Regions from separate parts of the Homo sapiens genome. Here regions 1 and 2 are each linked to region 3. Evidence: read pairs that join two places in POLR2A ChIA-PET (ENCODE). Cell type or tissue: Panc1. All regions are shown on one strand. Region 1 overlaps LINC02205 (long intergenic non-protein coding RNA 2205). Region 2 overlaps LARP6 (La ribonucleoprotein 6, translational regulator). Region 3 has its middle 25 kb from the start of UACA.

Region 1 (2,500 bases), 290 kb after region 3:
CCCCTATCCCAGCTGTCTTGGAGGCAGTGTTCCCTGCTGGGGTTCAAGGCTTTAGGGGATGGGCTTTTGGTGCTGAGGGAAGAAACCCTGAGAGCTGCAGGCTGGGCCCAGCTGTGAGGTTTCAGAAATAGAAGTGTTTTCAAAGGTTGACAAAGACAACTCCATCCTCTGTTTACAGCAGAAGCAACTGAGGCCCAGAGGAGCAAAGGCCCCCAAGCAAGGTCTCCAGCAGGCTGGGAGCACGGTGGAAATGGAGCCCGCTCCCCTGTCTTCCACTGCCTGTTTAAGAGAAGAGCAGCCGCGAGGCCCTGGGCTGGTCTCGGGGGTGAGCTCTGCTGTGGATACCCGCCATGGCTTGTCTTCCCCGCCCACAGATAAATGCAACCTTTCTCTTCTACGCTCTCCCTGGGCGGCTGCGTTTGTACCCCTCTCTCTATTCTCTGCCCTCCCACTTCACTGCCTGCTTCAACATTTGTTCCTTCATGCATTCATTCATTCAGCTGTTTATGGGTGTCTCCTTGTGCCAGGCTCTGTGCTGGGCAGAGACTGGGTCTCTGCACACTCTAGAAAAGGGACAGAAGCTTCACCTGGTTAACCCCCCCTATGTAGAATGACAGGCTGTGATTTGTGGTGTGAAGAAAAGGGACAGGGTGCGAGGAAAGGGTGTGACCAAGTCCTGGCCCCAGGCCAGGGAGCCAGGGGACTCTTGTAGGAAGCTTCTTGCAGGAAGCGACATTATTCTAACCCCTTCCTTCACACCATCAGCTCCCCTGAGACAGGAGCCTCAGCATCCAGCACTCTGCTGTCTGCAGAGAGCACAGAAGGTGCACAGTGAGCGCTCTGCCCAGCTTGGGGGGCGGTTTGGGGAGTGGAAATGGCTTACTTTCTGGCCTGTGATGGTCTTGCTGCATGAAACATGGGGCGACTTCGGTTCTTTAACCTCCTTGGGCCTCAGTTTCTACATTTGAATACTGAGGATGTAAAGGCCCACTCTGAAAGTGGTGACAAATGGAAGGCCCCTTCTCTCCTTCCATGTGACACTGTGAGAATCAGTGTCTCAAGTTTTCTTGCCTATTACTTTTGACTAGTTTCTTTTTCACCTTGTGATGTAAATATGTAAATGAATGTCAGAAAGACTGACATGAGTATGGCTGATATGCAGTGGTTGTTATTGTTGGCAAGGGTGCTCGCTTTGGAATCAGAAGACCGGGGTTCAAGTGCTGCTTCTACCCAAGTAGCTGTGTGGACCTGGACAAGTTGTTCTCTGGACCTTATTTTCCTCATCTGTTAAATGGACCTACCTATCTCTCAGATGCTAGAAGTGGCAGGTGCCAGTGCCTGTCATTATTGAGCATTGAGACCTCTCTAGAAGGTTCTTCTGCCCAGAAAAAAATGCTAAGTGGAGGAGGCAGTAGGTGGAGGGACTGGTGTGGGCACAGGTGGGATGGCGGTCTGACCAGCCCGCCATGGGAACCTGGCCGGGCAGCCCAGCCCTGGCCATTAGCCGTCAGTGAGATCTGTGGCTCTTACACTGTGAGCTTCAGTTGAAACAAACAAGCATGGCGTGGATGGAGGGGGTGGCAGCAGGGAGGGAGGGCCCAGCTGGTTGCCAGATGCAGCATGGCTACTGCAGGAGGGGACCCAGGGGGTCTCATTACCGGCTCGGCCTCCACTGCTCCAGATCTGGGAAGCACCGTCCTTCCTGCGGGGCCATCAGACATTCAGGGCAGAAGATGGTGGAGCTGCTGGGAGAGAGAGAGCAGCCCCTTTTGGCGTACAGGTTGGCCAGCCCCTCGTGAGGTTGGTGTGGGCGCTGGTGCATGGGGACCCTGGAAGCCCCCTCCACTTCAATCCCTTTTCTTTTCTAGACACCCTCTTTCTTGCTTACCGGGTTTTCTTCTTTTTCCTTTCTCCATGCACTTCCATCAGGACTTGCTCTTCCCATATCAGTGGCCCGCTCTTCCCATAATTCATTCAGCAACTGAACTGACCACCTCCTCCTGACTTGGCCCAGGGTCTAGGCAGATGTCCAGGGCAGTTGGTGGAGTGGTGGTTTTGCAGGAGCTGATTTTGTCTCAAGTGAGAACACCCATGGGGCCCCAATACCATATCAAACAGACCAGAGAGAGAGTTGTGCCATCTCAGCCTTGCCCTCCTGGGCCCGTGGGTATGGAGGTGTCACCAAGTAGCACAATTTGAAATCTACAGCTTTGGTCCAACCTTCTTGTTTTATTCAAAGAAGAGCTGGACCCAGAGCGGAGAAGTGGCTCAGACTTGGGGCTGGCGCCCACGGGCCCTGACTCCTGGTATGGGGCCTCTTCTTCCCTGACTACCCAGGTCCTTTCTGGTGTTCACTGTCACTTCTCATACAAGCCCATCTTGGTATCTGCACAGAGAGCTGAACCTTTCCTGCAGCCAGGAGGCTTATGCTGGGACATTTCATGGGCTTTCTGCAGGTGAATTGAGGCCAATTGATGACCCAAGATGCAGGTGACATTGA
Region 2 (2,500 bases), 52 kb before region 3:
ACAAAAAAAACAGAAAAATTAGCCAGGCATGATGGCACATTCCTATAGCCCCAGCTACTTGGGAGGCTGAGATGGGAGGATTGCTTGAGCTTGGGAGGCTGAGGCTGCAGTGAGCTGTGTTCATGCCACTGCATTCCAACTTGAGGCAACAGAGCAAGATCCAGTCTCAAAAAGAGAAAAGAAAAGAAATGGAGAGAGAAAGAGGAGACATAAAATGGGGAGAAGAATCAGAAAAGAGTAAGTCACATAAGCCCAGGGGGGAGAGTATCAAGAAGAAGGTGGTCAATAGTGTCAGATCCTGCATCAGGGGCAAGAAGACTGTGTGAGGCCATTCTTGCATTGCTGTAAAGAAATATCTGAGACTGGGTAATTTATAAGAAAAGAGGCTTGATTGGCTCTTGGCTCTGCAGGCTGTATAGGAAGCATGGCACTAGCATCCACTTCTGGGGAGGCCTCAGGAAGCTTACAATTGTGGTGGAAGGTGAAGGGAGAACAGACACATCACATCACAGAAACAGGAGCAAGAGAGAGAGTTGGTGATGGTGGGGGTGGGAGGGAGTACCACATACTTTTAAATGACCAGGTCTTATGAGAACTCACTATCAAGAGGGCAGCACCAAGGGAGTGGTGCTATACCATTCATGAGAAACGACCCCATGATTCAATCACCTCCCACCAGGCCCCACCTCCAACACTGGGGATTACAATTCAACGTGAGATCTGCCTAAGACATACATTCAAACTATATCAAGGACCAAGATGGAGAAGAGACACCTGGATATGGCTACAAGTTCTTTGATGGATGTCTAGAGACACAGAACAAGCTGGAGCGAAGGTTAGGAAAAGGGAGAAGGAGTTGCCCAACGGAGGTCTAGAGAAGCTTGATTGGATGAACTCTATCCTCTCCATCCAGTCTGAGATAGAATCATCTGCAGGCAGTAAAGCAGACATGGCCGACCTTGGGAAGATTGGGAAGCTCTGGAATAAGCATTAGAGAGATTGAGAAATTATACTGCCCGGCCGGGCGCGGTGGCTCACGCCTGTAATCCCAGCACTTTGGGAGGCCGAGGTGGGCGGATCACGAGGTCAGGAGATCGAGACCATCTTGGCTAACACGGTGAAACCCTGTATCTACTAAAAATACAAAAAATTAGCCGGGCGCGGTGGCGGGCGCCTGTAATCCCAGCTACTCGGGAGGCTGAGGCAGGAGAATGGCATGAACCCAGGAGGCGGAGCTTGCAGTGAGCCGAGACAGTGCCACTGCAGACCAGCCTGGGCGAAAGAGCGAGACTCTGTCTCTTAAAAAAAAAAAAAAAAAGAGAGAAAAGAGAAATTATACTGCCTTCCTTCTATTATGCTTTATTTGTTTATGAGTTTACCTTTTGTAATAGCATCTATTGCTCTAGTTTGGGAGTAGGACTAACTTGTCCTGGGAGTAGGACCCCACAGGGGTCCCTTTCGTAGTGCAGTCACTTCTGAGATACTAGCTATTTGTAGTAAGTTAGACCATTTGCCAATACCCCTGAGTCTGCTCAAAACTCTTCACCGGCCATTAGCACACACCCGGCCCCATCCCCTGTGATTTACTGACATCTTTGTTAGCTGGGCCGGGAATTCCCTTTGCATTTGTAGTTATTTTGTCTGTTATATCCAACCCATCTGTTTTTTGTTTGTTTGTTTGTTTTTGTTTGAGACGGAGTTTCGCTCTTGTCACCCAGGCTGGAGTGCAGTGGCGCGATCCCGGCTCACTGCAACCTCCGCCCGCCGGGTTCAAGCGATTCTCTTGCCTCAGCCTCCTGAGTAGCTGGGATTACAGGCTACCACCACCACACCCAGCTAATTTTTATATTTTTGGTAGAGATGGGGTTTCACCATGTTGGCCAGGCTGGTCTCAAACTCCTAACCTCAAGTGATCCCCCTGCCTCAGCCTCCCAAAGTGCTGGGATTACAGGCGTGAGCCACCGCGCCCGGCCTCAACCCATCTGTTTTAACTACTATTTAGGCGATAAACTTTCCCTAATAAAGTGAAATTTGTTCTGTCCATCTTGCATCTCCTTTTTCATCCTATTGGTTGTCCCACTGATGTTTTCCCTTCGGCATGTTTTGAGGACCTCTTTTCTCCATGTAGTGTTGCTGCGGTTACTATTGTATTTGGCTGTTTAAGTAACAGAAAACCCAACAAGTGAATTAAACAAATAGGATTTGATCTTTCTCATGTAATAATAAAAAATCTGCAGGTAGATAGTTATAAGAGCTGGCCCAACAACTCAATCATGTCAGGGCCAATAATGCCAACAAATCAGGCCAAGCCAATTCTCTTGGCCTTTTCCTTATGGTAGTAAAATGGCTGCTGCAGATTCAACCATCACATCCACATTCAAAGCAGACAAAAGGGGAAGGGACAGGGCCAAGAGATTTTCACTTAAGTGTTAGTGGCCATAACATTAAGTTTTTATAGCCTCTAGAGTAAAGACGGCAATTAAAGCCGGGCGTGGTGGTG
Region 3 (2,500 bases):
TCGGGAGGCTGAGGCAGGAGAATCGCTTGAACCCAGGAGGCGGAGGTTGTGGTGAGCCGAGATTGCGCCACTGCACTCCAGCCTGGGCAAGAAGAACGAAATTCCATCTCAAAAAAAAAAAAAAAAAAAAGAAACTAGGACTTTAAGTGAAACAACATATAAGGAAATCAATTTTACCATAGGTTAATGACACAAACAATAGTTAAGTTCCCTCAGCATATTTCTGGTGACAAAACTGTCATCAAACTTCTAAATATATGCCAAACTACTCATATTAAACCTTACAATAAATGTGAGCTATGCATGTATTTAAGAAACATTATTAAAAGCAAGTAAGATAATTATTTACATTCTTATTGCAGTTCAGAGCCATGGGTAGCTGGAGCCTGTCCCAGCAGCTCAGGGTGCAAGGTGGGAACCCACCCTGGAGAGGGTGCCATTATCTCACAGCGTGCAGCCACACCCACACTCACACCCACACTCACTCATCCTGAGATGAGGTAGACATGCAAATTCACCTCATGTGCATATCTTTGGGATGTGGGAGGAAACCCACGCAGACATGAGGAGAACAAGCAAACTCCACACAGATGTCGGCCCCAGACAAGAATTTATTTTTTTTTTTTCTTATCAACATTATAACAGAGGCCGGGTACAGTAGCTCATGCCTGTAATCCCAGCACTTTGAGAGGCTGAGGCAGGTAGACACTTGAGGTCAGGAGTTTGAGACAGGGTTCTCTACTAAAATTACAAAAATTAGCCAGGTGTGGTGGCACGTGCCTGTAATTCCAGCTGCTCCGGGCTGAGGTAGGAGAATTGCTTGAACCCGGGAGGCGGAGGTTGCAGTGAGCTGAGATCATGCCACTGAACTCCAGAACTCCAGCCTGGGCAACAGAGTGAGACTCCAACTCAGAGAAAAAAAAGAAAAAAAAAAAGGACAACGTTATTCAAGGCCTTGTTATCCTGTAAAATAAGAGTCACTTGAACCCAAGCACCGTGATACGTGACAGTCGTCTTATAACAGAGATGGCTATCTAGTGACTAACGAGCAGGTAGTGTCTGCAGTGTGGATCCACTGAACACAGGGAGGGTCCACATCCCAGGCTGGATAAAGTGGGACAGTGCACATTTTAAAACTCATGAATTGGTTATTTCTGGAATTTTCCATTTCATATTTTCAAACCTTGGTTGACTGTGGGTAACAAACATCAGAAAGCCAAACCATAGATAAGTGGGGAGGAGACTACCATTTGAGACATGTCTGAGTCATCTTACAGATATAAGGATTTGTGATGCTTAGCATAACCCATAGTTTACAAGAGGTCTAGGGTCCAAAGGTTGGGAACCACTGACCTATTGCATTTATTGACAATGAATCACAGTCCTGGTGATGTTGCTTGCAACTGTCACCTAACTCTTCAGGTCTCACCATCTCCCTCAATTACACTGAATCTTTCCTGAGGACAGGAACGTCCACTTATATGCCTTTGTACACCCACAATGCTAATGGACCCATCAATTAAGGACCATTAATTGAGCACTACCCATGAGGAGGACACTGAATTAGATTCTGTGGGAGGTAGGAAGTGCAGAGTCCAGTTTCTGCCCTTCAGATCTCACATCTGGTTAGAGATATGGCAAATGCCTTTGAGAAATGAGGTAACAATTTAATGGCTAAACTTCAGAGTGAAAGAGAGGTTATGGGATAGATTAGGAAATGAGTTGAACAGATGCTGACTGCTATGAGTACAGAAAAGGAGGAGTTAAGAGTATGCTGCTGAGCTGGAAAACTATGTAGAGGGGTTTGAGTGTGTGAGCCTGAAAAAGGATTAGTACTCAGGCACTTCTTTCAACTCCTGGAAGGTGCTCAGAGAGTAACTGAACAAATACATGCATAAGAGAAACACTTTTGGTCATTTGCTCCAAGATAGGCACAAAGTGAAACCCTTACTTTTTTTTTTTTTTTTTTTTTTTTTGAGATGGAGTCTTGCTCTGTAGCCCAGGCTGGAGTGCAGTGGAGCGACCTCAGCTCACTGCAACCTCCGCCTCCCAGGTTCAGTGATTCTCCTGCCTCAGCCTCCCAAGTAGCTGGGATTACAGGCACCTGCCACCAGGCCTGGCTAATTTTTGTATTTTTAGTAGAGACAGGGTTTTGCCATGTTGGCCAGCTGGTCTTAAACTCCTGACCTCAGGTAATCCACCCGCCTCAGCCTCCCAAAGTGCTGGGATTACAGGCGTGAGGCAATGCATCTGGCTGTGAAACCCTTACTCTTAAAGAACAACATTTACTCTGAAACATACAGAAGTCAATTTTTTGAAGGTGGCAGTGGATGAAGAGGAGATGTGCCCTGAATCCCATGATCTCTTAAGATGTCGCTGGGGTCCAGAAATTGTTTAGGTGAAACTTTCACAGAAGAGAGCACTGATGCTTCAATAGTGAAGTGAGTTGGCCAGGATCATACAATCAGTTAGTTCGCAGCAGAGCTGGGACTTGACCTCT

Evidence for each region. ChIA-PET counts read pairs that join two places held together with the same protein. Peaks named below come from ENCODE experiments on the same cell type or tissue, not always from the same donor. Only the 100,000 strongest peaks of a DNase experiment are listed, where the experiment ranks them.
Region 1: POLR2A ChIA-PET joins it to region 3 with 6 read pairs; 3 of 35 experiments call an interaction of 5 or more read pairs at or near these places.
Region 2: POLR2A ChIA-PET joins it to region 3 with 8 read pairs; 5 of 35 experiments call an interaction of 5 or more read pairs at or near these places.

The regions. Positions count from the first base shown.
Region 1 is chr15:70,501,804-70,504,303 of GRCh38, reverse strand. It overlaps LINC02205 (long intergenic non-protein coding RNA 2205), which reads left to right. Exons shown (of 2, transcript NR_146562.1): 2 at 179-397. Among named protein-coding and RNA genes, the nearest start is that of LINC02205, 2.9 kb to the left of the region's middle. RefSeq lists enhancers at 1-7, 108-247, 1-284, 285-810. In Panc1, no CTCF peak of the experiment used is centred here; no DNase peak of the experiment used is centred here; H3K27ac peaks cover 2,500 bases.
Region 2 is chr15:70,839,731-70,842,230 of GRCh38, reverse strand. All of the region lies in intron 1 of LARP6 (La ribonucleoprotein 6, translational regulator), which reads left to right. Among named protein-coding and RNA genes, the nearest start is that of LARP6, 13 kb to the left of the region's middle. In Panc1, no CTCF peak of the experiment used is centred here; no DNase peak of the experiment used is centred here.
Region 3 is chr15:70,787,422-70,789,921 of GRCh38, reverse strand. No RefSeq gene overlaps it. Among named protein-coding and RNA genes, the nearest start is that of UACA, 25 kb to the right of the region's middle. In Panc1, no CTCF peak of the experiment used is centred here; DNase peaks (open chromatin) are centred at 1,351 and 1,683; H3K27ac peaks cover 2,500 bases.